7 separate regions of the Mus musculus genome follow, and regions 1, 2, 3, 4, 6 and 7 are each linked to region 5. A link is a loop called in an ENCODE intact Hi-C map of the cell type or tissue named here. Cell type or tissue: left cerebral cortex. All regions are shown on one strand. Links, peaks and the distances in the headings refer to the core of each region. The heading gives the core; the rest is flanking DNA.

Region 1 (4,545 bases), core at 338-4,337, 110 kb before region 5:
AGCTTGTGGCTTCAGTTGTGGGCAGCACAGGTCTATAGTGATTAATGGAAGACTGCTGTTGGAGAAAGGTGTCTAGCTGACACTAATTTCATTTACCAGCCTTACTAAGCGTTGATAATGTCTGATCAACACCTGATGAACAAGGCAGAACTCAGGGAACTCATATAATGTACCCAGGGTTGCACCAACAAAAAGAGGCTGAGCATCCACCAGGCACGACTGTGTGACTGTCATGAGAGGAACTTGAAGTACAGCCAGTCCAGAGTAAGACCTTTGGGCATCCTTAGACATCCCTTCCAAGGAAACTCAAATGTTGGGCACACTGGCCTGGTGCTGCCAGGAGCAGGTAGGACCTGCACCCTGACTCTAATGACATAGCATCAATTGGGCTAAACACAGCACATAAGAATCTTGGTCCGCCTAATAACAAAGATAGAGTTTGGATTTTGCAGAAGGCTCTAGAACCTTCCAAACACATCATGTTTTGGAAGGTTTGGTGGTGGAGGACCAGTGAGGCTTAATGAAAGAGCGTTGGGGACCTGAAGACAGGACAGCTAGTCAAGCATGAGGTGTCAGGTCCATCAAACCTCACTGGTTACCCAGAATGCAACAGGGCTCTGTCTTTTGGGGTTTCAAATACCTACCTGCAAATTTTGAGGACACAAATTCATCTTGTTTGTGTTTGGGACATGTTCTAGAGAAACTAATGAGCAGGTTCCACAGCATCTGTGAAGATGTGGAAGAGGATGTCCCTTAGAACTGATCCTTGACTGGAGAAGGTGGGTGTCACTCACGCACTGAGCTCCTCACTGAGTGGGCCTGTTGAGAGAAGCTGCCGAGTATGAGGCATGGGTCCTGTGGTAGGATGCTTTTATGCTTGTCACTACAAAGAGATCACCAAGGTGGGAGGGCCAAGTACGGAAAGGTTAGCTGAGGTTCTACACCCACGAAAGTCCAGGAAGAGCTTGGAGAATCTATCTGCAACTGACTCGTCCACACAGAAGCATAGTTTCCAAAATAAGCAAGAGAGACACCCTCCCCTTCCCCAGGATTTATTTATTTTATATCTATGATGTTTGTCTGCATATATATACTTTGTTTGTGTCTGGTGCCAATGGAGGCCAGAAGAGGGTGTCCTATCCCCTGCCAGTGGAGTTACAGATGGCTGTGACCCATCACTTAGTGCTTGGAATTGAATCAGCATCATGAGCAAGAGCAGCAAATGGTCTTAACACTACATGGACAGTATTAATTGGTTTCAAACTATGGTTTTTAAAACTAAGCCATGGGCAACAGAGAGAGAGAGAAAGAGAGAGAGAGAGAGAGAAAGAAAGAGAGCACTCAGGGGTTAAGAATGTGCACTGCTCTTGTAGAGGCCCTGAGTTTGGTTCTCAACATCCTGGCTCCAGAGAGATCTGATCTTACTCCTCTAGCCTCACATACATATAGTCACACAAAGAGGTATGGATGTACTCTTTCTAGCCCAAAGCATGGTTTCCCATAACAGCTACACTCATTTATAATTTCTCCCAAAGTAAATAAATGTTATGCAGACTTACACATTCTGCATACTTTTAGGAGCATACTCTCTTTCTTTATATATCCAGCCCCTGCCAAGTTGAAACCAAGAACCCATGGATCAAGTTGGAAGTCTAAAGGGTAAGAAAAAGTTGAAAGCCTGGATCTCAGGTAGCTCATGACCTTTTGGGGTGAAATAAAATTTGTACACAGAATAATTAGGAATGTCTAGGAAAGTTCAATTAGTGGGTAAGGTTTATCTATATGAACTGTAATAATTTGGAAACCTGAGGCTCACTTCAGTATGGTTAACGGAATTTATTTCGATGGCTTACAGATTCCTTAGGAAATTAGCATTTCCCATGGAAGGCTGACAACAAACTTGGATGGGGGCTGCAGTATCGCTGGTGTCCACCAGATGATGCCACTATTCAGTGGAATTCTAGATGGTTTGACTTTGGGGAGGATGGTATAATTGTTGTAAATTTGAGATAATGCCTTGAAAAACACTTTAATTATTTCAGACAACAATTTTCTTACTGTAATTTTGCACAGAGTTCATGCCTATTAGCTATGGAGAATTGGAGAACAAAGAAAGACTCAAATTTGTCTTAAGTAAATTCTCTTCGTTGATTCATTTCCAAAGCCAAGTCTCCCTCTCCTTGTAGTGTTTGCTCTGTGCAAGTCAGACTGGAAATTAATAGAAGATGGCACAGATCTATACCTGGAGACCAAAGCTGGAAGAGAAGACCGCTACCTTAGAGGTAAACTTTTTACTCTATTAGACATTTACTCTCACTAAAATATGCAAATATATTCTCTTCAGTGAGTCTTGATAAACAACAGATTTAGCCCAGCGGAAAAAGCTAGTGTGGACAGCTTGGTGCAATTATATGCAGCATTAATGAGCTGTGGGTTCTTACCTCAAGTGTTGATATTAGTAATCTTTGATAATAAAGGAACATCTAACCTTTGAAGTAAAATGTTCTGGTGTGGCTGGGTATTTCCAACCATAAGCATTTATTATTTTGTTTGACAAATTGGCCTGCTTTGGAATATTAAACACCCACTCTTTAGAGGATAAGGAAGATGAAAGCAACTCCATTCATTGTGCTCCCAAGAATCTCAGAGCTCTTGCAAGGTTTTATCCTGAAGATCTCATCTCCGTGAAACTCAGGAGATGGCTGTCACAGGCATTCTTGTTTCTTGTTCTCATCTCAGGGAGGTAGGCCTGTTGGCTTCAGTCCAGCCCTGCCTGAGACAGCAGTTGGAGTTGTCTGTCTTACTGTGTGCCTCCACACAGCTGTGCCCTCTCAGAGGCGCCAAACTGACATTCTACTAGAAATGCCTTCAGGAGAGGCCTGTCCAGAGGGAGATGGGACAAGTCACAAACACCCTTATTTCTGTTGCTCCCAGGAAGAATTGCTTTTTTTGCATTCTCATGAGACATTCAGATCTCACAGTGACCAAAATAGACTTTTAATGCTATTACGGTTATCGTTATTATTGTTACTATTACCATATTGAGTGGCAGAGTCACCTTATTGCCCAAGCTGACCTTGAACTCCAGGGCTGATGTAATTTTCTTGCTTTAATCTCCTGAGTAGATGTGGCAAGATATTATTATTATTGTCATTGTCACTATTGTTTCAGTGTTAAGGACTGAACTCAGGCACATTACATGCTAGCCAAGTGTCCTACCACTGAACTATGTTTAAGATCTAAAATTGATCAGATATGGTAACTAAAATCCACCGAGTAGTTATAGTCTACACACCATGTAAACTATCATAAACTTGGATATAGCGTCTTAAGTCTTAATTTTTCTGAGCACATTACAAGTTGTACACTACCTCCAGATCTGTCCCATACTTTTGTTGACATCATCCTGATTTTGTAGTTATCATTCTCTTCTGAGTGGTCACAAGCTGTGAGAGGGGTGCATTTTAAATACTAAAGCTGAATTGTGGTTGGCACTAGGCCATCCTCTGCTACATACGCAGCTAGAGCCATGAGTCCCACCATGTGTTTTCTTTGATTGGGCCATTTTCATTCAAATGACCACAGATCCCAACTCACGTGCTTACAGCTTTGACCTGATACTCTTATCTTCCAAAAGTCAGGTTCTGAGTGTTTCAGAAGTAGGAAATGTTTGCGTACATGTAGGGAAATAGCTTGAGACTGATACTTGACATTAAGCCTAAGACTCATGTTTCATATATACTTTATGCACATAATCCAGATGCAAATTAATACAGTATTTTTAAATAAGTTTGAGCTTGAAACAAGGTTTGTGTTGAATGAAGACTTGTCATATCTCACGGGCATTGAACCTGTTTCACATTGTGGAGCACTGTGGGTTTTTGCATGAGTGGTGCTCAGCTTTGGATAAAGCCTAGAACTCAGTGTTCCTCTCTGTTTGGCGCTGTTATGGCCACCCTTGGGCTTGTTACTGTGACTTTGAGCACCCCAGACACAGAACTCCATCTGTGCACACAGTAGATAGAGTAGAGCAAAGTAGAAGACTCACGTGCTTCCTTCAGGACCCCGAGGACTGACTTCTCCTTTTCAGAGAACCTTTCTGGCCCCCTGACTCTGACTAGCCTATCCTGTGTTAGTTATTACATATATAGAAACTCCCAACTGGGTAATTATCTACAACTGTGCTGTTTGGAGTGTCTACACGGTGCATTTAAAGAGTGCCTTGTAATCATGGGTGTCCTGGAAAACCAGTGCTCCCGCCAGCCAATTATCACAGAATCACGGGTCTGGAAGGGATGACAGATGTTATTAAATCCAGCTCTGTCCCCAACCCAAGCCTCAGGGTAGAACCCTAAATTTATCCAGTGTGCTCTGACACAGTCTAATTTTATCTGGAAAATGAAGCATTTCTTGGAGGGAGGGTTTGGGAGTATGACCTTGAATCTGATCACTTCCTGAGAGTAAACCCTCCCACTGCCCGACTGCCCATTCTTTGAGTGAGTCAAAGCCCCAGTTTGTCTCTTTCCTTTGTTTCACCCAGAGTTT
Region 2 (4,545 bases), core at 282-4,281, 73 kb after region 5:
CTCAATTAAGAATGGAGAATAGAACTCATCAAATTTTCAGATTTCATGGAGTTTCTGATAGTGTAAAATATGAAAGGATTGATATTGACCTTAACAAATTAGAAGAATGACATGCCATCAGATGAAATTTGTTATGGATGAAAATATCATTAGCAAATACTAGATGTGAAAAGACTTGAATTCTTAGTCACAGTTCAAGAATGAGAGAGGAATCTCAGCTGGCGAGATGGCGATCAGCGACTGAATTTGGGAAGTCTTTCAGAGAAGTTGAAGGTACCTGTTAGTTAACTGGATGAAGAAGTGAAAAGTTTTGTTTGGGTTAACACTGCAGGCTGCATGCTAGCCTTATACTTTATTCAGTCCAACAGAAAAAATATAAATAGGTAAGATCCTTTATATTTTGTGTCTGTGTTTTCATTTATGTTGCATAAATGTTGCAGGTATATTAAAACCACTACATGTTTGTATTCTCATAAGAAAGGTTAAAACTGAGCCACTGTAAGGGACCACGCCCTTCAGTAGCAATAGACGTACATGCGTGGACTTATTTTTATGTTTTAATTTAATTTAATAACTTTTTAAAAAGAACTTGAGACTGTACCTAGGGCCTCAGGAATGTTAAGCACTCCCACTACCGCTGAGCTGCATCCTAGCCCACATATATAGATATTTAAAGGCTTCTTAGCCAGTTGTAAAGTACCAACTTGTTTCCTTGTATCCAGCCAGCACTATGCTAGGTAACTCAGCAGAGAAATGATAGCAGCTGAATCCAGGGTGTGAGAGGGGAGGACATACATGGCTAAGCTTGAGAGAGTTAGAAGATGGAACTGGTTTTGGGGTGTAGAAGAGAGGAAGGAAGCAAGTCTATGCTTCGATTTTTAGTTGGGATGAACGTGGCATATAGTGTTGGGGCACTGGAGTAGAAAACACACACACACACACACACACACACACACACACACACAAAACCACTACATACTCAAACACACACACACCCCTATACATGCACAAACACAGATACTTCTTTTGAGACGAAAGAGGGACAGGATTGATTTTTTTATCGTGTGGCATCTGAGGAGATGTGCAGCCATTCGCCTGTGGGCACTTGTGTCCCCATTATATGTGGATTTGCTTCTCATGGTTTTAGCTACCTTTAATCCGCAAAGGTCTGAAACTACTAGGTGGAAAAGTCCAGAAATAAATAATTCTTAGGATTTTAGATTGCAGTGCTTCCAGGTAAATAAGAGCTTTCCCTGTCCTGTATGAGCCTGCTTAGGCTGAAAATCATCCCCCTGTCTAGCCTATCTCCACAGTATATGCTCCCTACACAGGTGTCATTTAGTGGCTTGTCATCTATCAGGCCAGCTGCCGTCATGTGCTAGCGCTTGTGTTCAAGTGACCTTTGTTATCCCTAGTAATGTCCTAAACCACAGTGTGACACGGAGAATTTTATTATGATATACTGTTACAATTGTTGTGTAAACTTTTACTGTCCTCAGTATGTAAATTAAACACCATCATAGTTGTGTTAGCTATAGGAAAAATAGTGAATATAGGATTTTCACGATCTGAAGTTTCAGACACACACTGGGGTCATGGAATGTATCCCCCACAGATAAGACGGGACTCTTGTTTATTTAAGAGTGTGGTAAAACTGAGGTTCAATCACAAATAGAAATTAAGTGATCCTTAGTGAGTACAACAACATGCTATATGTCTGCCCCAGCGACATTACTCTTTTAGCTTGTGGCCATTATTAAATAACAGGAAGATCACTCAGCCTTCTAAGTCCTACAAGCTGGCCTTTGGCCCCTGTAGCTTTGTCTAAAACAAGCCAGGGAGGGAGGTAAGCACTAAAATGAGAAGAAATGGTAAGAGTGACTAATTTGTTTCACTATAAAATCCCATTCTGATAGCTTAGAGAAAGATACAAAGAAAGAAAAGGTCATGAATTTATGCTTTTCAAAAATAGAAATGCACTTTTATTTGCAGTAAAGACCCACGTTTGGGTAGATGCTTGGGGTGATAAGCACTATTTTGTAAGCAAATCACTGTGAAGCCTGTAACTCCTGAGCAGCTTAAGTACAGTATGGCTTGGCTGAAAAAGAAATTCCATTTCCCAGTGTATGCAGGGAATCTGCAGAGGATAGCTCTAGCCAGGTTCAATTTGTACTGTGGTTGGGGCATCTGGAACGTGGACCGTGGAACTGGCTGGAAACAGGAATTTGAGAGGTCTCAGTGTTGTAAGACAGTGTGCATGCTTTTCATATCGGCCGTGCTATAAAAGATGACGTGCAATCATTTTTTAAACTCGAAAGAAGGCACAAAGCAACAACAGGTTAATTTTAACTCTCAGAGCCATAAAATTAGGTTTTAGAAAAACTCATTCATGCCCATTCTGGTTCAGCTCTGAGTGGGAACTTTTTTTATCCTGGGGAGCATTTGATGTGTATCTGGTGGGGGAGGAGGAGGGGGTAGAGGAGGAGGAGGAAGTGCTCCTCCCTCTGAGCAGTGGAGCATCGGAGGGAGCAGCTGACTTTGCCTCACTTCTGTGCAAACTTCCATTCACCAAAGCAGTGCTGATCTGCTTGGCTCCATCCGGGATCTTTTATTTAAACTCAAATTCTCCTTTTGTCGGTAAGCAGGACTCAGTCTTTTTTTGGCTCTTCAGTCTTCCTTACGGTGGTTCCCCATATCCATCTGAAATTGCCTTGTTGCTGCCTCTGCTCACAGTTATAACACCATCTAGCCCTTCCCTGATTCCAGTCCCCTGATGGGCTGCACTTCCACAGCTGTAGGAGTATGAGGCTTCCACTCTAAGCTGGCGATGAGTTCAGTGCTCTCTTTGAGCTCCAGGTCTGCTCTCCAGCGATGCTTTCCATGGGCAACTCAGACTCAGATGCCTGGGCCTGACCTCAAAGTCACCTGTAGACCCCGTCCTTCTGCCTCCTGATGGTTGGCACCATCAGAGGCTGCTGAAACAGAATGCCCAATGCCATCTTTTCTTGTTTCTTTCTTCAGCTCCACATAACTGAGCTTGCTCAGAGTGACCCCTCAGCATCTCCGATGTCTCACTTCTTCCCCCACGTCCAGCACTACACTGGCTCAGGCATCATCTTCCCCAATGAGGATAGCCTGCAATGATCGCGTCACAAGTGCTTCATGTGCTGCATCATTCACATACATCTTGAGCTCAGAGATCGCTTCTTGCATGGAGCCTTCCTTTTCCCTAAACGAGCCTCAGTGATTAGGTCCATTGGCTCATTGACAAAGGCCTGGCATGCTTTATCTCACTCACATCCATTGGTGATGAAATACTGGGGTAAGAGTCTGAGGCACAATTCGTGATGGAAGAGAGTACTACTATTATTCTTTGTGGATGACCCATAACTGTACCCTGCCTTTTATAGGAATTGTAGTAGACTACATCATGATTTCGCATATATTTCAGTGTTGTTCTCTACAGAGAAAGTACACCTTCCTGCATAGCTACTCCGACAGTGTCCATGAGACTTGCCTTGGTGACGCAAGAACCCATAGTACTGACATAGGAAATCAAGTCCCAAAGTACGAACTTTTCCCCATATATTGGTGAACATAAACTCTTCTAGGTATATTTCTATTTGAGTGAGAAAGGCCTCTTGTCAGAGAACATCTGAGGTGATTTCTTTTCACAGCATAACTGAACCCATCTTGATGGATACATAATTTGTACAGAGAGTACTTTAGTGCTGTCTTTTGTTTTGCAAATATTAGATTAGTACAAAATTGAGTCACTTATTTCAGAGTGTACCAAGAACCACTTAATTCAATTTGAACTTCTAGTTTCTGACTTTCATAACCAGGAGAGTCGTTTTAGTTTAGCGATGGAATATGATAAATCCTATTTAAAGCACTTAAGTTTTATAAAATCTCAATCATGTGGAGGCCAGGGTTTCACACCAAAGGACTCATGAAGCCATTTCCAAGACCTCAAAAGGTGGAATTAGTTATCAGTGGAATTCCAAATACTGAAGTCTCATCATGCCATTACTCTGTGGGCACCAGTCCAGAGACTGGTGTGTTTTAGTCGCCCATGTTGAACACTCTTAGTTATCAAACCCCTTTGTGCTTAGCAGATTAAAGACTGTCAGTTAGGATAGGGTGCTTGTGTGCTCTATCAGAGGCAGTTTTACTAACAAATGGGGAAAATAAAGCAAGCCTGAAAACAGAGGAGAGGCAGAAACTTAAGAAGTGGGTTCAAGAATTCATGACATCTTGCCACAGGGAGGACACTTGGATTTCTGGCACACAGTTCTAGGTGTATTCATACCAGGTGACCTCAGCGAGTTTATAAAGTGACAACTTACTTAGTTGATTGAGGAAAAGATTAATTATGAAGGTACCCCAACAGGAACGGCTTATCTTATTACAAAGATTTTCATAAATAGAAAAAAAAATGAGCTGCTAAAAAAGGATACACCTAAATTTTCAAATAGGATAATTCTATTTTGTGACTCCTAAAGGTTTTTGTGTTGGAGCCTGAGTAGCTGTTGGGAGGTCAGG
Region 3 (4,545 bases), core at 317-4,316, 63 kb after region 5:
GTGGATCCCGATGAAAAGAGACAGTCCATGGTTTTAAGGCGTTTTATTGTCATGGTGGAAAGTGGACAAGTGAAACCATACCCCACTTCTCAGGGAGGACTTGAGGTCAAATACCTTTTGCAGGGAGGAGTGTCTGGGAAGGAAAGCTTAATTGGCTAAGCCCTTCAGGCCTTTAGGTACCTCATTAAAATGGAGATCTGTCTTGAGGCTATGTGATCTGTGGTTAAGTCCGTTACCTGTTGAGGGGCTTGGGGTGTTGCCCTGAAGGGACTGAAGGACACAGATCTATGGAGGGCTGTGGCCTAGTGTCAGGAGTCTATGTCCAGGAGCATGGCAAAACACTACCCTATCATCCCTTTATTACTCTCTTCAGAAAGTGACAGAGAAGCTGTCTTCAGGTCTATAAATGGGGATGATGCTTTAATGTCCTGGGAAATAGCTTCTTTGGCTGTTATCATCACCTTTGAGAACTGCAGAGGGTTCCTGGTGAGGCAAGCCCATGGCAATGGAACCTTCAAATGGTACCCAAAGAGGAAGGTCATGGGGAATTTGTTAACCTTTCATTGATGGTGACTAAATCATTGCTCATTAATATGCTGTTGGAAACTCCATCTCTTATGATTTTTCTGAAGCAGCTGATCTGTATTTTCACAGAGAAGAAACTGAGGTATGTAAGGATATGCAATAAAGCAGCTCTGTCCTTATAGGAAATCAGTGGCAAAAATCAGTCCTGGAAACCCAAGGTAAGGACTTATGCATTGTTCCTTTGCCCATTGGGTGATATTTAATTTGGTGAAAAACCAGAAAAAGATCTAAAGGAGAAGAAAGACAACTTCAGGAGTCTTCTCTCCAAGCCCTATATTAAGAGAATCTACATTCCTTCGTCAGTGCATGGAGCTTGGGCCCCCCCAGAGTTCACAGGGAAGCTGGATGCCTTGTCCTTAAGAGCCAGGCATCTTGCTCTTTATCTTTTACATGGGATGCTAAACGGTTGCTTAGCAACATGGATTCTTCCAGCTCTGAACAACTGCAGCAGCGGCTGAGCTGACAATGGGGCAGAGTTAGAGAGAGATCCTCATTTTTAAAAGCTTCTTTGCTGGGCTGCGGGGAAAGAAAGAAGGAAAAGCAAGTCAGGCGAAAGAAACATCAGAGGTACCGTGCAGAAAGGCAGGCGGATGGCAGAGCGGTCTGGAGCCATGTCGTCCACGCTTCCCTTGCATGACTAATAAATGCTTCTGGGGCAAATTCAAAGGGCGTAATCACCACCACCTAGGATAATGAGGGAAAGTCAGAGCCCATCCATTGACTGAGATAGCTGGGCATGCTGGAAAGGGAAGTATTGAATAAATAGGTATTGAAACACATTTGTTCCCTGTGTGTTTGGGAGGGGGAGGGGTTGTTGTTTTTTATTTCATTTGCTTGATTTTGTTTTGTTTCTAGCCCAGGCTATTGGGATGTTGGTCCTTACCCCACATCCTTTTTGTTCTGGTGCTGAGGCCTGAACCCAACCTTTTGTGTTCATCAGTTGATTACTAAGCTAAGTTCACAGTTCCTGTTGGTATGCTTTGAAGGGAAATTGGATAGAAGGATACTTTAAAAAAATATTTTAAAAACTCTCTTACTGATAACATAAAAATGTGTTAAAAAAACTTTTTTGGCGGAGGGGTTTCTGGTATTTATAATAAAGGTATTCAAGAAGGGGCCAGGTTCACTTCTTTGTTGGATTTGCTGGTGAGTGGTTGGGAACCTCAGGGACCATTTCAACGTCACTGTCCAGTGACCTGATCCATCTTGCTAAGAGAAAAGATGGAGGCCATGTGCTGAGTGCTTGTAATCTATTTTCAGGGAGGGAGGCCACTGTCTTTCCTCTCTCAGGCAGGCCCAGCCTTTTGCAGAGCAGTTTTCTAAAATGAATCAGATGAGTTTTTCAGAGCAAAAGGAAGTCAGAGGATGAAATAAATAAAAGCAGAGAGGAAATTGAAAGGGGTAGCTGTGGGGGAACATATGCTTTCAGACGATACTCTAAAATAGACAGAGAGTGGATGAGACAGAGATACTGAAAACTGACTCCAGATGGCAGGAATAGCGATGGCAGACTGGTGTGAAGGGACAGAACAGGCTGGCACTTGGTGGGGTGGGAGTGGAGTGGGGGGTGGGGTGGGACAGGGACCTGAAGGATAAGAGGAAAGGCAGGGAGAGAGGCAGCCTGTGGATGTGAGGGCTAAGGGTCAAAGATCACTCAATTCCTTACCCTTGCTTTATAGTTCAGTAATTTGTTCAGTGTGCTCTTGTCACGTGATTGGTCCCTTTTATGATGCATGTATGGAATTGGCAGAATTGTGCCACTTTGATGAAGCAATTGGCCTGGGAAAGCCAAATCCTCAAATCACCAGTGGATGAGAGGAAGGGATGGGTTTGGAGGAAGCAGCCCAAGGGGATTCTATCAAATATTATTTGCATATACATTTAATTTTGGTGGTAGGATACTTGTGCTTTTCTGTAACAGTCTTGAAGAGCTAGGTGACTTGAGTTTGTCTCCATGGATGGATTGGGAAGAAAGGAATTACTGTAAGGGGGAATGGAGAGATGGGAAATTATTTCAGTGCTAGCATTCTGTCCAGAGAGCTTCTTCTTACTAAGTCTTAATGGTAGGAAAGTTCTTCCACCATCCTGTGTAGGAACCAAGGGCAGTTGTCTTGTATAGTCATTAGGTGCCAGTGGGTTTCCTGATTAAATCTGGTTCTTTCAGTAAACATTTATTGACCGCCTGCTCTGTGCCTGAGAATCCTAAGCTAGAATGAGGGAAAAGCCACAGCTCTGGGTTTGTATTGTCTGTGAACAAATGGAAAGATTTCCTTTTCTCTATATCCTGAATGTGTGTGAGGACACTCATGTGAGTATGTGCTAGTATAGCAGCTGTGGCTTGCTCTTCTAACCTGCGAGGAACCTACAGAGTTATAAACCCACAGCCACCACTCCCCCCCCCCCCCCCAGTTTTCAACTGACCTTTTTCCCCCCTTGCTGATTTCTGCTTTTTGCAACAACAGTCTACATTTATATAATTGTCATTACAATGTAAGTATTTAGGTGTGTAGCTACCAGGATTACTGAAGAATCTGATATTCAAAAGATATCACAGATGTTCATTTTGTGTAGAGCTCTCAATTAGCACTTGACACTTGTCTAGACCCGTGAGCCAAGGGGAAAATGTGGTTACAGGTGAATGTATTTACTAAAGTGCCATTAATCTCATGGAGATATGCCTAGTAACAGCCATAAAAAGTCCAGTGTCTTCCTTCATTGAGTGGCCCCTGTCCTGTTTCAGGGAAACGCCAATAAATCTCAGGTGTTGGGAATGCAACACCTGCTTTTGGGCAGCTACCATTCCAGTTTCATCAGGGACTCACTCAGCCTTAGCCTTTCTGATCCCATTTCTTTTTAACTTTCTCATGTGTTCTTGTTGCTTGAGCTCATTTGTAAATCTTTGTTTGGGAATGATGTAACCAGTGCAGTTCAGCAGAGCCCAGAGCCTGACCGTCGTATATAATCATTTAAGCAATGTAGAAACCAGGGCCAGCCTCTTGCTATTGGAAACAGAAGGCACATGATTGTCACTTGGTCTGTTTCATTCACTGCATTGTGAGAATGCGATGAGTAATTACTGTCAAATTTATTTGGGAGCAAATAAGTTAGGGTGAAAATTGCCAAAGTGGAGGAATCTTAGGAAAAATGTCTGTTAAGTATATTTTAATGAACATAAGCTGAGAAATACTCTTTTGTTTTAAAGGGATAGCTTGCATATTGTTGCCATTGAGTGTCTTTAGTCTGAGAAGGACTAAGGATCCACCCAGAGCTTGATGGCCAAGTGAAGGGGCAGAGCAGACAAGGAAAGACAGGTTAATGTGAGGGAAGCACCCATCTGTTAAATGGGTGTTCTCACCTCCAGGTCACTTTATAAGTTTTCTAAGTGTTCAGTGTCTTAGAACTTCTAATACCTTCCTCATTTTTATTCAGATTCCATACTTGACTAAGGTTTTCACCCTTTAATAGATTGATGTGTGTGTGTGTGTGTGTGTGTGTGTGTGTGAGAGAGAGAGAGAGAGAGAGAGAGAGAGAGAGAGAGAGAGAGAGATAGCACAGGTATTTCACAATGACAGGGTATCATTTATGAGTCTTTCCTTCCATCTTGTTTTGAGGCAGAGACCTTGTATCTGATGCTGTGCTTAGTTATCCATCTTAGCTGGTTTACATGCCTCCCAGTGACTGGGGGTAGGCTGAGGGAGGGATGCACCCCACAGAAGTCACCTTTTTTTTTAAAACTGTTAATTGTTTTTTTGTGAGTTTCACATCATGTACCCCAGTCCCATTCATCTCTCTATTTCCTATCTGCTCTGTGCCCATGCAACCTCCACTCCGCAAATAACCAACAAATAAACAAATAAACAAAACAAAACATAGAAAACATTTCATAGTAGAAGCTGTAATATGTCAAAGTATGCCCCTCTGTCCACACATCTTCACTTGCAAATGTTCATTGCAAAGAGC
Region 4 (4,545 bases), core at 172-4,171, 310 kb after region 5:
GTGTGTGCCTGTGCATGTGCACGAGTGCATGTGAGTGCAGGTGCCAGAGGAGGCCAGACCTGTAAGTAGAGTTCGAGGTGTTTGTAAGTCATCTAACATAGTTGCTGGAAACCAAACTCTAGTCCTTGGCATGAGCAGGACTCACTCTTAAACTGAACCATTTCTCCAAGCCCAACTTTCTTTTTGAAAATTGGGAAGATACATACTATTATGTTATAGTTGTTTAAAAATTAATAAAGTAAAATTTCATGTGCCAAGACAGGAATATTAGTTTCTGTGCAACTCAAATGTAAGTGGATTGTCAAAACCATTAACTTAAAAGTTCTAAATGAGGATAATTGGTTGCTATGTTCTTATATCAGCTGAATTTAATATTTGGAATTTGTCGGCAGGGTGAAAGGATTAAATCCTTGGTCTAGTTTTATACAACAGTGAAACGTTATAGTATAATAATTAATGTTTATTGCAAAATAATATTTGTTGTATTGATAAGAATGAGCTTAAAACTTAAGAGATCCAATATGGATTGCTGGAAAATGTAGTAATAAATAGTGTCCTTGAGCTGAAGAAGGTATTAATTGGCTTGGAGAGGCTCCCGTTCTCCCTTCCTGGCAAGCACACATTCTGCCAATCTTCTGACACTGCCAAGCATAAGCTTAAATGTCATATCCCAAGTTGCCAATGTGAATGGATCTCTCTGTTCATTTCTGGATAATTCGTGATGTGGTACGTGTGAGTGTGTGTGTGTGTGTGTGTATGTGTGTGTGCGTGTGTGTGTGTGTGTGTCTGTGTGTGTGTTAAAAATTGACTTGAGTGACTTAGATCAGGGCTTTTAGGGTCATAAAATAAAATAAAATAGGCTGTTGATGAATATGTGGATGGCTTTAACAAAATTTCTTTGGATTCTTAACATTTGATACAAAGGCAGGATGATATTATCTTGTAAAGAAAATAAGGACACGTAAATCTCTGGGTTTACCCCCAGACCGAAAATAAAAAGGAAAACAAAATGAGTGAGGAAAGAAGGTAGGAAGGTAGGAAGAGAGGGATGGAGGGAAAGAGAAAAGAGAAGGGCACAGGTGGCATTCTATGTGAAATTCAACCTAAATTCTGATTGTTTCTTTGGCAAGTTTTATATAAAACTGTAATATATGTGTGTGTGTGTGTGTGTGTATATATATATATATGTGTGTGTGTGTGTGTGTGTGTGTGTATCACCTGTAGTTCAGTTTTAGCAAAGATTGGAAAGAATGGATATTTTTAGATACTTGGTATGTTGTTTTCAGTGATAATTAAGGTCCACTCCTCAAACTTTCCATGTTCCCCTAACCTTTGATTCAGCTATGCTGAAGAAATGATTCTCTCTCCTTGCTGACTTTGCGGAGCCTAAGCATAAGTGTTACTGCAGGGAGCCAGGCACTGAGTGCTGAAAACTCATGTGTCCCATGTCCTGGTTGCATTGCTCTGTTTAGAGGCATTTAGAGAATTAGTTTAAATTCTGTCTTCATAGTTGAGCAGACACAGTGGGGACTCCCTAAAGTCTAGTTATGGTCAAAATTCTTTAGAAAATAGTTAGGAGTTTGATTTTACATAATTGTTCTATTTATTTATTAGAAAGTGATGGGTGTCAGAGCTCTATGTGTACCATTCATAATGTAAATGAAGTCACTTTATGACTTACTTATAGAACTTCATTTACTTCTAAAACAATGGACCTAGGTAAAAGGAGTCACATTTTATCTCAATATTAACACTTCTCTCTCCCTTTCCCCGATGGTCTTAAAACTGGCAGGTATATGCTTTGTTCCATGCTTGGATAAGCAAAGACATCCAAGGCTTCACAGGGATGTCTTGGGAGATGTGAGTGTGAATAGGGAAGCAGACAGTGAACTGTGGATTGAAAACGGAGCAGAATGTTGAACATGTCTGTTGCGTTAGTGAGGGAGACAGCCGGAAGGTGAGAGACTTGACCCATACCAGCCATATTTGATTCTCTTTATTCATGTATGTGCAATACTTAGAGAAGGCATGAGGCAAGATCATATCAGTGTTTGGTTAATGTATTTTTGTATAATTATTTAATGTAAGTTAATTTTCGATAGAAACTCTTATGTTTGGTTTCCTGCACATCTTTTTACACCACATCACTCAGACAACCAAAGATTAGAAGGAAACTAAGCTTACAGCACTTTTTCTCATTTTTACATTCAATATAATTATCTGAATCTTATGGGCAGGAGATTGATAATTATTCCTCAGAAATATGTATGTTCTTAGAAGAGAAAACCTCCAGTTTTAGTTCTCACGCCAGCCTACACACTGTCTTTACATCTGGTGCAATTGTGCTGACAGCCTCTAGTCTACACACACAGTAGGAAGTGGGCTGTGGTGGTTCTGGTTAATTCTCAACTTGACAGGGTCTAGAATCACGTGTGAGATGAGTCTCTGGGCATGCCTGTGTGAGAATTTTCGGTTATGTTACTTGATGTTGGAGAGACCCATCATGATTGTGGCTTAAGACCAGTCTCTGAGCAGAGGTTCTAGGACTGTATAAAATGGAGAAAGCCAATCAAGCTACAGGCTTTATTCTTTGCTCTCTGCTGGTGTCCCTTGGATGATACCTGAGTAGCTGTCTCTAGTGCTGCCTCTGTGGACTGTAACTTGAAACTGTGAGCCAAAATAAATTCCTTCTCCACTTCCTTGCTTTGGTTGCTGGTGTAGTTCATCTTAGTAACAGAGAACACTCAGACAGGTTCTCTGGGGGCAGAAGTTGAAGAACCTTTCTTTCTTATGGAACTGAGACACACATTGGCTGAGGTGAGAGGATAGGGTTTGACATTTGGTGCCAATCAGCACAGTACAGCCTGTCTGTTGGTTAGAGTTTCACAGCTCCGGCCCAAGAACAGTCCCTGTAAAGTGACTGAGCACAAGGAGGTTTGGCTTGGACAGGGGAAAGTGGACGTGGACGTGGACATAGATATGAATGTGTGAACATGGCTGAATAGGAAAGATCCCTAAGTGAGGCTGATGAAAGTAGTGAAGAAAATCTAAACATTTCCTATGTCTGCGCTCATCTCTGATCTCAGAATGCAAAATAATAATTGAGAAAAATCATCTTCCCATTATAGTAATTCTTTATTATTTAAAATGAATGTGTCTGGCAGCATGAATATCAGGACATTATTTTCAAGTTGAACACACAGAAGATAGTTCTTCTGTGCTGTTTTCCCACCAAAACTTCACTAGCTTGCTCTCAAGACACCTGGCAAGTACCCCTGAAGAAGACCATCAGTCGCACCAAGCAGGACCATGACAACGGCCATTTCAAATTCTGTTTAATAAGGAACTCAGCAAGGCAGAGCCTTAAGGCATGTGGATAAATGAGCTTTATTAGAATATTTATTATAACAAAATAAAAATATTTTTTACAATATTTTAAAATACTGTAAGATTGTAGAGGTAGCTCGAGAGACCAAAATGGTTTCACTTTGCTTTTGAGATATGTACATCCATCTTTGTCAGTACGCATCAAGGCGTGAGATGCAAGTAGCTGGGATGTTAATCATGTATCTGCTCGGGGAGAGAATTTGTCTACATTCCAGTCTATAACATGTGTCTATATGTTTTTTTAACTATGAAGGAAAAACTCTAAGTTGACAGTATTTTCATTTTTTTCCTTATATATAAAGAAGAAAAGATTTAGACTGAATATTAAACATACTTCTTCTCTTGGATAAATTGAGAAGTTAAAGCAAGACAAAAATCAAAATCAAAAACCAAACCAAACCAAAACAAAAAACCCTAAAAATTCCAGGAAGCAGATGTAGAACATTGTAGAAAATATATTTTCTAAAAATTAGATTATAAGCAATAGAGATATGGATGTTGCCAAAAACACGGTTTTAAAAGGGAATCTTTGAACAAATTATATGTGGATATCTGTATTTGGGATAATTCCCCCAGGAAAACCCATTCAATTTTTGGTTCCAAGGACACATTTCGTAAGTGAGTCAGACCTTAAGAAGTGTGTGCTCTCAGTTTGAACTGATCCTGGGTTACAGGGATACAGAAATGGAAACTGACCTGTAAATTTTTTTTATATTATAAATGCATAATTCTCATGAGTGGAGAATTTGAGCTCATGCCTAATGACATTCATGACCAATATTCAAGCAGCTTATTAAAAATTTCTAAATGCCTCATTAAGCTTTATGGAAGGGGATGAATATCAGGAATTTAAATTCTGCAATGATTCATTTGAAAGGTAGCTTTTACTTGATCTCTTTTTAAAAAACCCAATTTCTTGCTTTTCCACTAAAATATGTGATTTCATTTAGTTTGTCCTTTTTCTTTATGATAGGTTAAATATAAAGAAAAATTTGATAATGAAATGAAGGAAAAAAGCCACCATTACAACCCTCTGGGAAGTGCGTTTTTTAGGCAACACCAGTTCGCTGCTGTCCTGGCCAGTGATGTAAGTTATAATCTACAGAAATTACTTTCAATATGTTTAGAGTCTTGTTTTCCTAAAACTAACTGTGTTGT
Region 5 (4,545 bases), core at 270-4,269:
GTAAAGTGATGTATTCATGGGAGGAGGTTTCAGAAGGGAACCTTCAGTTTTGTGAGGAGATATTATTTTGCCTGACTCAAATGGCCTTGTCTTGTTCTTTATTTTTAGGGTCTCTAACCCAGAAGGGCAGGAACAAGAGGTTGACATTCATCCTAACTTTCTGTCTTCTCCTTCCAAAGGGGCAAAGGTTTCCGGGGGGACTCACTTCACCACTGAGGCACAGTATTCATAGATGCCTTGGGGTGTAGGAACTTGGGACTTATTTTGGTGAGTCTTGTCATTCAGCAAGAGATTTTTTTTTTTCATTAGCTGAAGTTTGCTGCTATGTCATGGCATGTTGGTGCAGGACACTGACATGCCAGTAAAAAGAGAATAATATATAAAACAGGAATTAGGGTTATCGTTTTTGGGCTCCTCACATTAGGTGTTCTGTTCTTGGGAGTAGGACAATCCACCACAGTTATGTCTAAGCCACTGCTTGTCAAAGCTTTGGTAATATTAATTACTTTTTAAATTTTTTGAATTTTATGTTCAATTTATATAGTTTAAATAATCATTTTCTATAACACATTTTCTATAAATAGACTCTAAGGGAAAAATGAGCAGATCTGAGAATTTTATCTAAAGAAATAATCTGACTTCTAAGTACAGAACCTTTTTTTAAATATAAAGATGACTAATAATGGTACATTATTATTGCTATTATTACTACTGTATTATTATTATTATTATTATTATTATTATTATTTTACCTCTGTGGCCATGCCAGCTGAAAGAACTAAATGTGTTTGTACTGGGATATAGTCCCACAAGGCAGAATTTCTTGACTGGTCAAGTAAAAAAGACATGAGGACAGAGGTCTTTTTGGTGGAATAATTAAATCATTTTATCTGCTTGAAGGAACAAGGCTGGGCCAGAGGACAGGTTCCAGCCAAAGCACCAAGACCTTGATTTTGGAAATAAATATGTCCTTTTAGAGACAGATGGTATTAGAGTTCTCTTAATATGGTATCAAGAAACTTAGAAACTGGCTTGATACAGAAAACAAAGAATCGGAGGAACAGAATTGGCCAGGAAACAGTGCCAGGAGTCATTGTTTCCCCTTCGAAGAGTAACACTCCACAGTTAATTTCAGTTTTAAGGTGTGCGCTTGTTTCATGCATGCGTTCAGTCAACAGTTAATTACTACTTGCTGTGTGTCAATCACTGTGATGGGTGGCTGATTTGTAAGAAAATATACAATTTATAGGGAAACCAACTATCACTTTACACATGAATTCTGTGCTTAGCAGTTAAGTAAGAGTAAAGTATTTAGACTACATTTTATGACTACACTTCCAAAAATTGTAAATGATTAAAAGGAAGTGGTAAAGATTGCCTCCCTCAGGAGATTTCACACATACCGCTTTTTGCCAATAGTCACCTTTGATGTGATTTTAAGGATTCATGCTTCTCTCAGATAGCAAATTATCCTTTTATTTGCTTTGAAGGTGGAGTTGTGGACATAGAGGTGAGTGGTTCAGAGCCACTGGATTTGGTGACTATGTTTGAAGAAGTTACCTCTTTGAAAAGCCAAACAGCCCAGCATTATTCTGTGCCTTCATGGCACAGCCTGCCTGAGAGGCCTGGCAACGAACAGTTGTCTCCGGAAGAACTGCAGCTATGGTTTTTCTTGAACTGACAGAAATGTTTGTCACAGAAGTTGCTAAGTGGCATGACTTAATCCTCTTGCTAGAAAAGGAATGTGTTTGTTACAACCAATTTATGATAATCCTAGCCGATTTGATTAGCTTACAGAGAGGCCAGGGAGGTTGAAGCGCTTACTTACCGCAGACTCACTTAACCCTCCCTCCAGAAGGGTCAGAGCTGTTTCGTAACTCCGTTGTCAGCCCCATTCTGAAGATGAAAAGATTGAGTAAAAGAGAGGCTAAGCATTGGCAGAAGGTCACAAAACCAGTAAGTGGCAGGGTGGCAGGGTCAGGCACAAAATACAGTTAACATGGTTCCATTTGTTTGCCTTTCATAAACGAAACCAATAACCCCGATGTTATTATTAAAACGGAGAACCTTGCTGGTTTGTCCCAGTCCATCCTACCCTTTGCTTGATTTTCTGGCTCTTCTGGTTTGGATGATGGGTTTGTAATTGCTTCTCCTGGTGCAAGAGAACTTTTCGCAGATCTTTGTGGTACTTAATTGCAAAAGAATATTCTGAATACACCCACTTAAAGCGAACACCGACTGTATTAACCAAGAGAGATTTGATTCTGGCCTGCAATGACCAGTAGCTCTCCAGCGATGGGTATAAAAAGTGCGGCGACTAGGGGGCACCAAGAAAGCTTCCTTATCCAGGAATTCAGGCAGGCACGCTACTCATTTTCTCTGCCGGGTAGTGGTGGAAGCTAGGTGGCCCAAAGGGGTGTATGGGGGACTTGAGTCTATCGGTTTCTGTGAACCTCCCAGTTCCAGGTCAAGCGTCTTTTGTTCAAGGCACAGAAAGGCTCTTCGCAATCTTGACCAGTGTGCTGTGCGCTACCATGCAGAGCTGGACCCTTGAGACGTAGGAGGAGCTTAGGCACATCCTTGGCCGACCTCTGGGTGTCAGGGACATCACCCTGGAGTGAGAGGAGGGGAGAGAGGAAGGGGCCTGGAAGTGTGCGGGTTTGAGCTTTTCCCGAGCTCCCGTCACCCCAGTTCTGACCTCCTCCGCCTGGCTCCCTTTGTCGCTGACGCCCACCTGGGAGCCCCGGACTGCTGTGGCCGTGGGTGTCGGCTCCCCAGGCCTCATGGGTGGCTGCGTGTGGAGTTCTCCGGGTCCCTAGTCTTCCCTCCCCCCCGCGCCGTCCTCTGTCCCTTGGTGCCAGACAGGCTGGTTTTCTGCCCTTTGGGTAGGCGCGCGCTGGTGGGTTTGGCCTGCGCGGCGACGGCGGCGGCGGCGGCGGCGGCGGGGGAGCGAGTGAGCGAGCGCAAGGGGCGGGCGCGAGTGCTTGTGAGTCACCGGTACCTGGAGCGCTAGCGACGCAGAGCCAGCGGCGCACAGCCCAAGCCGGAGCCTAGTGCCAGCGTCGCCGAGCGCGGCCTGCCCCCTTGCACCTCTCCAGGCCAGTTTGACAGCGCCTGAAGCCCTTCTCCCTGCCCCGAGGTGGCGCGGGGCTCTTCGGGGGATGTCACAGCGGCTCCTCGGAGCCCCTAGTTCCCGCTGCAGCAACAGCCACCGCCCGCGGGAACCGCGACAATGAATCCCCAGTGCGCCCGCTGCGGAAAAGTGGTGTATCCCACAGAGAAAGTCAACTGTCTAGATAAGGTGAGCAAGGGGGCGCCTGGCCAGCCCGGACCTGTCGGGCTCCCGCTGCACCTGTTCCAAGAAGTTTTGGCACCTGGGTTGGAAAGATGAGTGGGTTGGTATGTTTCGTGGGTCTTGTCACAGGGAGAGGATGCTCGAAGGAAGATCCCAGCCGTTGTGTCTGAGATCTCCACGATTAGATGATAAGGGTTTTGGAACTGGGAAATGTTTTTTTCCTGGGTGTAGGGTGCGCGACATCCACACAGCTTCCTTGAAGGACGCATGGCAGCCCAGGCACCGAGGAGCCAGGATGGGAACCTAATAGCTAGGCTGAGCCACCCAGGGACCAGGCTGAGAACACAGGAGCTAGGCTGAGCACCCAGCAGCAGCCGGCTGAGTCACCCAGAAGCCAGGCTGGGAACGGGGTGTGTGTGTGTGTGTGTGTGGGGTGCAGTTTGACAAGCCGCGCCCCCTCCCCCGTCCAGTCTGTCCCTCCCTCCCCACTGCACGGACCTTGCTTGACACCTTCACCCAGTCCCCAGAAGTTCTGGAAACAGAGGCTTCAGGAAAAGGAGCATAGCAATTAATATGTTGAAGGGTGGCCGCTGCCGCAGTGCTAAGAATAAAACCTCTAGGAGAGACCCAGTCCGGTGTAGCTAGCTGACCCACCGGCGGGCTCAGGGTACCCTGTTCCACCAGGGTAAATTCCAGAGGAAGTGGCTTTAGCTGGGTCGCTGCATCTTTGCCCTTCCTGGGTGTGGATAGAGTTGAACAGCCTGGGAGACAGAGCCACAGTGATCCCGGGTGACTGACAATTGAAACCAGCCGTAGGCGGTCTCAGTGAAATTTGCGTTTGGTTTTACAAATGCCACTGTAGAGTAAGCCTTCATCCCAGACAGGGACGACATTCAGCAATTTAGAGGAAGCTGTGGGGATGAGGACTAGGGTACTTAAATAGTTCACCCCTGCTACTGGAGTTGTCTGACTTCCGGTGGACACACGTGTGTGTAAATCCTACAAACAACATTTGGAAAGAGAACTCTTTATTTAAAGCCACACCACCAGCTCCATTTTTCCATTAACTGAGCTCAAGGTTCCTTTTTGGCTGTGATATTCATAGATCCTTGACATTTCTTCCATTGTGAGTCTATAGTGGCGGGATTAATTTAAAACTCAACTTTAATAGCCATCTGATTTCTTTACTGAATCAAAAATAGATAAACTAGTGCTACTACCTACAGTCATTCCTGGTAGTATTATCAAAT
Region 6 (4,545 bases), core at 227-4,226, 87 kb after region 5:
GATCAGTCTAGGTCATTGTAGATACTGAAGTTGCTGTTGCTCAAATGGGTTTGACACCACCTCCTCCTGGGCCTGCTTTTAAACTCTCTGCTTTAAGGTAGTCCAGAAGCTCATCATGGCTTCTCCCAGCTGCCGAGATGCCAGAGTTGCCCAGATCTTCTTGGGAGCATTTTCTTTGTAAGCCTTTATTCATTTACCTGCTTGTCTTCTCTTGTCTATCTGCTTGCAGGACCCTAGGGAGAGAGACCAACTCCAGATTGTCCTGCACCACTGTTACTTGACTAATTCAGTGAATGAATCTTGTCTTTGAAGCAAGCAGTTTCCTCCAGCCCATGTGGTAGCTTTACTCCCAACTGACGCAGCAGTTCCCCTAACTGAAATCCAACCCCCCAGATATGAATATTTATCAACAGATAGGAAAGTAAAAAAATGTATGTCTCAGGCATTGAATGCAATGTCAAAAGAGGAATTTGTGGAGTTTTTGGCAATCTCAAGACCATAGAATATGTAAATAATATGGGATGGAGAGATGGTTCAGTGGTTAAGAGTACTTACTGCTCTGCCAGAGGACCTGAGATTTATCCCCAGGACCATTTGTAACTTTAGCTCCAGGGGATCCATCTGTTGTAGAAATATTTATTCCTGACCTGGTGTTTCTACCCCACCCATGTCTCTTCTGTCCAGCTATTGGCTGTCTGCATCTTCACTTACCAATCAGAAATAATTTGGCGGCAAGGTCGCATTGTGTCTCTGTGTTGACTCTCTTTGGAGCAACCAGTCTTGAGGAACCAGTATTAGCATTAGAATATAAGCAGCATCAGGCCAACAACCCACTAGAACCTACACTTCTGGCCTCCTCAGTACCTGTATTCACACACACACACACACACACACACACACACACACTAACCCAAAGTGTCTGTGTAAGGAAATGATGACATTCTTTTGTTTTATATGTAAGGCATATATGTGTCAATATAAATAGAACTCATGTATATATGTGAGCTGTGCTGTGTTTCTTTAAAACTTTGGTATTCATTTCAATCAACCATTTTTTAAAAAAGACACCATAAACTAAACGCTTATAGTAAGTTCACAGCTGTCTTCAATATCCTCCCTGTGTCTTTTATTTCACTGGTGATAATTAATGTTTGGAGTTTGTTCAGACATCACAGAACACTGATTTTCGTACTGAGGAATCTCAGTACATGCCATTCCTTGCAAGAATGAAAAATTGTTGATATACTCATGGTCATTGCTCAAGTCCTCTGTAATATTCCCTTTTTATAGAGAGAAGCAGTAATCAATATTGAATGAAAGTAGAGCTATCTCAGGAGGCACAAGGGACCAAACAGTGATGTGCATCAGTGTGGTTTGCTTCCTCTGAATTCTTATATAGCTGAAATCCTTTAAAAGAGATGATGTTGACCATTTTGAAGGAGGAGAATCAAAGTGAACACATGATGTAATATGAAACCAGTAGGTGGGTTTTATGGGGCAGATGTAGAGTGGGTTAGGTGAACATAAGAGCCACACACCCTCATGACAGGCGGGCTGCCCTGTTCTTTTCTATTGCTGTTCAGCAGTGTTGGGCCTCTGGATGCATTTTCATTGGGAGCCTGTTAAATATTGGCTGTGACAAGGTGGTGTGCTGTTGGGGACTTGGATAAGAGTCCTGGGTCCAGAAATTCTGGGGCCTGCTTTTAAGGAAGTACTTAACCCCCAAGACCCTTAGTTTCTTTTCCTTAGCTTCAAAATAGGACTTTCCCCACAGATATGTTGGAAGATTTATCAAATAAAATCTGTGCATTGAATTTTCTGTTGTATTAAAAACATTATCAACATATAGGTACTTCTAAAAATCCCATTTCCTTCCCCAGTCCCTTCCCCATTGTTACCACTGCCAGAGCAGCACCCAAGGTACTTTACCAGAGTGCCACACATCATTGGAGGCTCTGACTAGAGTCCATGGTTCCATGGAAGCAAGCTGAGGGGCACTGAGAGAAAACAAGGAGGTGTTCTGAAAGGAGGAGGCATGGGGAGAGGAGGGTCTTCCCAGGTGGTTTCCATTCAGATCTGGAGGTCATGGAGATACAGGTGTTTGTTATCTCTCTAAGGCTTCCAGGGCTTAATGAAGTTTCTTATGGGGCAAGAGCCACATATGCTTGTTAAGGTTGCCTATTGACATATTGGCAGCAGGAAGCAAACTGGAATCAACAGTGCCACCACGTGGCCCGAGGCAGAAGCAAGCTGAACTAGCCTCAGCCTTCAGCTTTGTCCAAGGACCCATCTCCTTATCTCTTTCCCTCTAAAAACAAGAGCAAGTGTATTTGCCTTGGATGCATGTATAGAGAATGATCTGGAACATGAAACTTCTGGATGCAAGGTGTAGGTGCATGATAATTTCAGCATCCAAAACCTTTGAAGTCCTACCCAAGTGATTATGTCATGGGAATGGAGGACTTTGACATGTGTGTACAGGTCATTCATAGAAACAGAAGGAAGGAAGTTGTGTGCATTGGAAACTGAGAAGGTTTTCCAGGTGTATTAGCCTGGGTAAGAGTTCAGGATGATAAGTTCTGTAGACACTGCTGACTCATATTGAGAGTATGAAGGACTCTAGGGAAGAAAACCACTCGTTTACTCTAACTTCTCCTATTTCCATTATTTGTTTCTCTTACAAAACTGTTCATTACAACTCCTATAATAATATTAAAGCAATAGTGGTTGGTTGCTATTAACCATACTATAAGTAACAGGAAGTAATAAAACATTTTAGGATATGCCAGATCCCATTCCATCCTTGTATTTTTGTGCTTTTGCCACCGGGTTTATTTGCGGACTGAATCTGGGCACAAAGAGTGAATAAATGTAGAGTTTTGACTGTTGTGCTTTCCTTCCAGTAGAATGTATTCTCTTTATGTACCTACTGCCTCGCTGCCCCCCAAAGCTCGTTTTCGGAATAGCACTGAGGGATAGTGCTTACTGCTGCCTTCACTCTGCATCATTGTTGGGCTTGGCCTATCGGTCCAGCTTTTCAAATGGCTGAAGCTTTTACTTGAGCTCATTAATGATGCTGAGAGCCCATAGCCAGGACCGTTGAGACATCTGTTGAGTCTGTTTTCCCTCTCAATTTTAGATCTAACAATCTTAATGTAGAGGGAGGAGACTTTCTCCGCCACACAGGTACATGGTAGAGGGACCAGTGTTAGAGGATTTCTGAATGAGGCATAGAGTGAGAGAAAGTATGAAATCAAAACGACACAGAATTAAAATTGTAAAAGTGATAGAAGGCTAAATTAAATAGACAAACCACAAAAGACTAATATGGTTTTAAGTATATGTATATACACGCATGCATGCATGCATGCATACATACATTCACATAGTTTTACTTCTTGGTGCCAAAAGTAACTTAAAACTTACTGTGCTTTGGAGAAGTTTTGGGGATGAGTGAGAGCAGAGCCCTTTCCCCTGCCCCCCTTGCCTTTTATTTTATAAAGAAAAGTGGTATTTACCCCCTCCAGTATTGTTCAGGGGCAATATAAATGTCAACCACTGGCCTTAATATCAGATATTATAATGTAGATAATTTTAAAATCTGTGTTGGCTACTTTTTATACCTATCATGTTTATTATGAAAAATAGAGATAGTATACGACTACTTTGCTCACTTAGAATGGGTTCTATGTGCTACTAACTAAACCCAATGGCTGTGCGCTCACCACCACCGCGGAGTGCCAGAATGCTGACCATCCACTTCTTAACCACAAATGTTACACAAATGTTTAGATAATCAGCATTTATTTATTGCACACTGACTCCTTATTCCCCTGACCATGACCACCACAGTGTCTATGAATTTGACCTCTCTAGGTGCTTCACATGCATAAATAAAATGGTACTTCTCCCATTGCGATTGGCTTATTTCACTGTGTATAACGTTCTCAACATGCTGACGTGTTTTTGAGTGTTGAACTTCCTCTCTTTCTAAAGGTGCCACTCAGCCTTGCGTACACACCACATTTTGCTTCTCCATTTGTTCTGCTGTAGTCAGCTCGCCTGCTCTGACATTGTGGCTGCTGTTGATGAATGGAGTGTGACTGTGAGTGTACATCTGATTTTCTACTTTGCTTTTTGGCAGGACAGATCCAGACATGGAGTTCTGGGTTATATAGAACACCCACACATACCAATGTCCCCACATTTCCACTAACACCATTAAAAAAATACCGGCCATGAAGTAGTACGGTGCATCTTGATTTGCATCTTTCTGATGATCAGTGATTTGGACCCCCCTTTTTTTTTAGTTTATTGGTCAGTTGCTTATCCTCTTTGGAAAAATGTTTGTTCAAAGTCTTTACCCACTTATAAACTGGCATGTTTGCTATTCTGTTATTGAACTGTGGGAGCTCTTTGCATTCTGGATATTAATCTCTTATCAAATGTGTGATTTTCAAATGTTTTATGAGGGTATCAGAGTGTTGGCAGGTTGGTGATGGAGAAAGGTGATACTGTAGTTTGAAAAATCCTGTGGTTTCTGGC
Region 7 (4,545 bases), core at 181-4,180, 100 kb before region 5:
TAATCAGAGAAGCCCGGAGCTCTGTGGATTCCTGCCGCTTTGACATCTCAGATGTGTACAGACCAGAGTTAGCCACTACTTCCCCAGGGTGTGTTTAGTCTAATAGGTATAAACCAGGACCTGCAAGATGATTAGTGATGAGAGAGAAAAAAACTCTCCCCATAAGCAGAATCGCAGAGAGGAATCCGATAAGGGGATCAGCAGATCAAAGCGATCATTGCAATTGACTATCCCTCTGTACCAACTTGAATGGCATGCTTCCTGCCCACAGCAGCCTCCCCCGCTGCCCTGAGATTTGAAGCGTACGATATCTGTTGATGTTTTGCACATGTTGCTTGTTTGTTGTTTGTTGCTTGCTGCTCCTGGAAGCATGATGGAAAACAAAGAAAAGTGCTCTGGGCTAATGGAGGTACTGCCTTGTGTGTGGCCGAGACTTTAGTGAGGGCACACGGAAGGGCAGCGTTCTTCTCTTTCAGAGACGCCAGGTACGAAGCAGGAACTGACTGGAGGTGCAGAGGCAGAAGGCTTAACTTTCAGAAGAATGCCTGAATGTTCTGCTTGTCTGGTTACATTATGGATTTTAACAGAATCCTTGAAAAGGGAAAACAGAGGAACATAACGATCCAGTGCCTACGGCTTCTTGGCTGCAGATACGCCAAATATGCTAACAAATGAACACAGACATCAAGGGCAGTCTGTGACACAGCATCGCTCTGCAGACCTATTTCAAAGGCAGGCAAAATTAAAAAGGGGGAAATTGTCTAAATTAAAAGTAAATGCTTTTGGCTGCAAACAAGCCAGTCAAACACTTAATAATGCAGTGAAGGAGCCCAGGAGATTGACTGGACTCAGTAGGTCCTGTCGGTGAGGCTGGCACACTACAGACCCTGGGAACCCTCCAGAACCTTCCGGGCCTTTGGGAAGTGGCTCTGAAGCTGATCAGGGTTGGATGGCTGACTCCTAGCTGGCACTGTCCTGTCTAGGCTTGGGAGGCTGCAGAAGTCTGGACTGGATTCTTGGATGACGTTATTCAGTATTAGCATTCCCTGTGGGCCTTGGTCTCCGAGGGCTGCTTCTGTTTCAATGCAACTTAAACAAGTCAGCTAAGCAATCAGGGAGCAAAACTGACTTCCTTCCTAGGAAACCCCAGAAGTAAGGCTAGGCAGGGCTGGCTGGACCTCGTGAGGTTATGAAAGCTGGGCGTGCTTTCTCTCTCCCTCCTTGGCCTTCCGTGGTCTGTCATTTATTGTAAGATTAGCTCTGCTCTTGGTTTTAAGGGGTATGACTATTGCCTTTAGGGTGGCATACATTCCTAGCCATGCTCAAAGACAATGAGCAAAGGCATGTCCCTCCCCAAACACCAAACCAAAGTTATAAATCTCTAACTCCAGTGTAGGCTCCTGCTCCCACCCTTGAGACGTACTCTTAAAATCAATGTGGCAAAGGAAAAAAAAAACAAAGCAAAATAAAACAAAAACCAACCAACCAACCAACCAACCAACCAACCAACCAACCAACATTGGTTAGCCATCAAGTACTTCCTGCCTTAGACTTTTCATTGCCATCACAAAATAACTGAACAAAAAGAATGCAAGAGACCAAAGCATTATTTGGGACCACAGTTTCAGAGGATCAGTTCATCATGGCAGCTGGAAGTGAGGGAGGGAGGGAGAGACAGATTATATCCCCTGTTTTTTCCCTTTCCTGTTTTATCGGAGGGGCCCTAGCATGATGGGATGCGGCTGCTCACAATCACTCTGTTTTCCCTCCTAATCTAATGTTCTTTGGACATGCCCTCCCAAGCTCACCCAGCGATGTTCCACCATAGCAAACAGTGAGACAGCACAGCTTATACTTCGAATACAAGGCTCAGGAGGCCCTTGTACTCAATCCAGCTGTGCTTTGGCTTAGCTTTCACAACACAACTCTGGTTGTCTTCGCTTACCCATTTCTATCTCCTTCTCTCAGATTTGGCATCTCTACCCAACTCTTTTGGGCTTTTCTCTATTCCCAACAGAGACAGCTGATTCTCATATCTGGCCTTTGGACATAACGTTCCTGCTCTAATTCCCATTTGTGCCTCTCATGAGTTACACCAGTGTCCATGAGTACCAATCTCTTGGACTTGCAGTGTGGCCTAAAATGGCCTGGCCTGGAGTTCTAGGGGGAGTCACCATCACTGTCACGTTGGTGGTTGGAAGTAGGGCAACAGACTTTGGTAGATTGTCCTATGATGAGTGTCTGGATAGAGACCTCCACTATGGCACTGTGCTGTTATACCACAGCATACTGTGTGAGCTAAGGAGATTGTACACCATCAGAATGCTGACCTCTAGCCGGCCACAGAGTGAGTCATTGCTTGTTCAGAATAAGTAGCCCTGCCACGTTGTTTAAGTTGCAGACTCCGAAGAAGTAAGGTCCAGCCATGGGACTGGGCAGTCAGGAATATGTGTGTGGAGTCCTTCATGGGGTTCCTGTTGTATGTAGCTACAGGGGATCCCAGATCCCCTGCTTCACATGTGTTGGAAAACTTTGTCTATTTGGTCTGCACATCCTAGAAGTTATGTCTAAACCAGCCCTGGCTAACAGAACATACAGGCTCTATGGATGAAAGATTCCATTATTCTTTTGAAAATTTATACACAAGAAAGTCCAGTTGGCTTAGAAACCTGTCCATATTATCAGAAGACACATAAATATTACATTTATCAATAATGGCAATGGATATTTAATGGAGTCTTTAAATATTTCACTGCTATGCATTCTAGATAGACATAAAATGATTTCAAAGAGCTGAGCAAAAAATCCTTACTGCATGATTGTAAAGATCTGAGTTTTATTCCTAGCAACCATGCAAAAGCTGTCTGTGGCAGTGTGCATCTTTGATTCCATTGATGGGGAAGAAGAGACAGGTGGATCCCTGGGGATTGCTGGTTGGCCACCCCAGCTATATCGGTGAGCTCTGGGTTTAGTGAGAAACTTTGTGTGTAACGTGGAAAGTAACTGAGGAAAATATCCAGTGTTGACCTCTGACCTCCACATATACACATAATGTGTCTTAGTTAGGGTTTTACAGATGTGAACAGATACCATGACCAAGGCAACTCTTTTAAGGACAACATTTAGCTGGGGGCTGGTTTATAGGTTCAAAATTCAGACCATTATCATCAAGGTGGGAACGTGGCAGCATCCAGGCAGGCATGGTGCAGGAGGAGCTGAGAGTTCTACATCTTTATTTGAAGGCTGCTAGCAGAATACTAGACAGCTAGGATGAGGGTCTTAAAGCCCACACCCACAGTGACATACCTACTCCAACAGGGCCACACCTACTCCAACAGGGCACATCTTCTAATAGTGTCACTTACTGGGCAGAGCATATAAAAACTATCACATGATGGATACACATGTATAAATGTACCCACAAACACATGCACCCCCAAACAACTTGCTTTATTGACACATACTCATATAATCATTCTTCATTTAAAATTCATGAGAGTTTTTTATTTAAAAAATATCTCATTTTTGGAATTTCAAGAAACTTTTTTTTAAAAGTCAACATTTTGAAGGCAGATGTGATGGTAGATGATTATAACCCCTGCACTTGGGAGACTGAGGCAGAAGTAGTACAATGTCAAGTTTACCCCAAGTTACATAGCCATATCCCATCTCAAAAGAGAATAAAAACATTGACATTTTTGCTATTGAGGCTGAAATTTTTGCCATTATTGGCATAATTTGATATAAAGAGGTTGTGTTTAGCCAGGCGTGGTGGCGCACGCCTTTAATCCCAGCACTTGGGAGGTAGAGGCAGGCAGATTTCTGAGTTCGAGGCCAGCCTGGTCTACAAAGTGAGTTCCAGGACAGCCAGAGCTATACAGAGAAACCCTGCCTCGAAAAACAAAACAAAACACCAAAAAAAAAAAAAAAAAAAAAAAAAACCAAACAAACAAAAAAAGAGGTTGTGTTTTTAAAATTAAGCTCAACGTTCATTTAAAAAAAAATCACAATGGCTTTATTTGGTAAGATTAAAGAATTTAAATTTATTAATATTGTGTGTGTGTGTGCACAGCAGATTCATCTTGCCACAGCATAGGTGGAGATCAGAGATCAGCTTAGTGAAGTGAGGCTCTCCTTCCACTGTTAGCAGCAAGCACCTCGGCTATCTTGCTGGTCTGTGATTCAAATTTAAAAAAAACTCTCAGTAAAAATTACAATGTCCCAAAATAAGTCACCATAATATTACATAGATTGTCTGTGTATCTGCCTACCTACCCACCTATTTCTCTCTCTCTCTCTCTCTCTCTCTCCATATCCATCTATCCATTATTTATTCACTGATCTGTTTAATCCATCATTGTGTTTCTGCTTGTCCTTCTGCCCTGAGTGCTTATGTGACTTTTTGCTGATTCTGCTCAGGGCATTTAATTGCCGTGGGGGAGGATTAAGATCATTATACAGAAATGAAAGAAGAATCAATGTTAAATGTTTGACACTCACAGCAAGACTGTGGGAGCCAGACTTTGGAACAGAGGAAGTATCCTC

Evidence for each region. Peaks named below come from ENCODE experiments on the same cell type or tissue, not always from the same donor. Only the 100,000 strongest peaks of a DNase experiment are listed, where the experiment ranks them.
Region 1: a loop joins it to region 5, with 4 times the contacts of the local background. A loop is called at or near these places in 8 of 42 quality-filtered maps.
Region 2: it touches region 5 in a loop (3.0-fold over the local background); 9 of 42 quality-filtered maps call a loop at or near these places.
Region 3: a loop joins it to region 5, with 5 times the contacts of the local background. A loop is called at or near these places in 3 of 42 quality-filtered maps.
Region 4: it touches region 5 in a loop (4-fold over the local background); 5 of 42 quality-filtered maps call a loop at or near these places.
Region 6: a loop joins it to region 5, with 5 times the contacts of the local background. A loop is called at or near these places in 9 of 42 quality-filtered maps.
Region 7: it touches region 5 in a loop (4-fold over the local background); 8 of 42 quality-filtered maps call a loop at or near these places.

Annotation. Positions count from the first base shown.
Region 1 is chr2:17,839,552-17,844,096 of GRCm38, reverse strand. No RefSeq gene overlaps it. Among named protein-coding and RNA genes, the nearest start is that of H2al2a, 160 kb to the left of the region's middle. In left cerebral cortex, for the core only: a CTCF peak has its summit at 1,922; DNase peaks (open chromatin) are centred at 1,919 and 2,795.
Region 2 is chr2:17,656,339-17,660,883 of GRCm38, reverse strand. It overlaps a transcript of Nebl not described here. Among named protein-coding and RNA genes, the nearest start is that of Mir6419, 95 kb to the right of the region's middle. In left cerebral cortex, for the core only: no CTCF peak of the experiment used is centred there; DNase peaks (open chromatin) are centred at 2,214, 2,227 and 2,472; H3K4me3 peaks cover 257 bases.
Region 3 is chr2:17,666,725-17,671,269 of GRCm38, reverse strand. It overlaps a transcript of Nebl not described here. Among named protein-coding and RNA genes, the nearest start is that of Mir6419, 110 kb to the right of the region's middle. In left cerebral cortex, for the core only: no CTCF peak of the experiment used is centred there; DNase peaks (open chromatin) are centred at 1,041 and 1,993; H3K4me3 peaks cover 443 bases; H3K27ac peaks cover 590 bases.
Region 4 is chr2:17,424,450-17,428,994 of GRCm38, reverse strand. It overlaps Nebl (nebulette), which reads left to right. Exons shown (of 26, transcript NM_001362722.1): 9 at 4,361-4,474. Among named protein-coding and RNA genes, the nearest start is that of Nebl, 36 kb to the left of the region's middle. In left cerebral cortex, for the core only: a CTCF peak has its summit at 2,354; a DNase peak (open chromatin) is centred at 2,418.
Region 5 is chr2:17,729,549-17,734,093 of GRCm38, reverse strand. It overlaps a transcript of Nebl not described here. Among named protein-coding and RNA genes, the nearest start is that of Mir6419, 170 kb to the right of the region's middle. In left cerebral cortex, for the core only: CTCF peaks have their summits at 2,349 (motif pointing right) and 3,617; DNase peaks (open chromatin) are centred at 2,989, 3,243, 3,608, 4,058 and 1 more place; H3K4me3 peaks cover 2,094 bases; H3K27ac peaks cover 2,070 bases.
Region 6 is chr2:17,642,491-17,647,035 of GRCm38, reverse strand. It overlaps a transcript of Nebl not described here. Among named protein-coding and RNA genes, the nearest start is that of Mir6419, 81 kb to the right of the region's middle. In left cerebral cortex, for the core only: CTCF peaks have their summits at 2,242 (motif pointing left) and 2,951; DNase peaks (open chromatin) are centred at 2,223 and 2,930.
Region 7 is chr2:17,834,139-17,838,683 of GRCm38, reverse strand. No RefSeq gene overlaps it. Among named protein-coding and RNA genes, the nearest start is that of H2al2a, 160 kb to the left of the region's middle. In left cerebral cortex, for the core only: no CTCF peak of the experiment used is centred there; no DNase peak of the experiment used is centred there.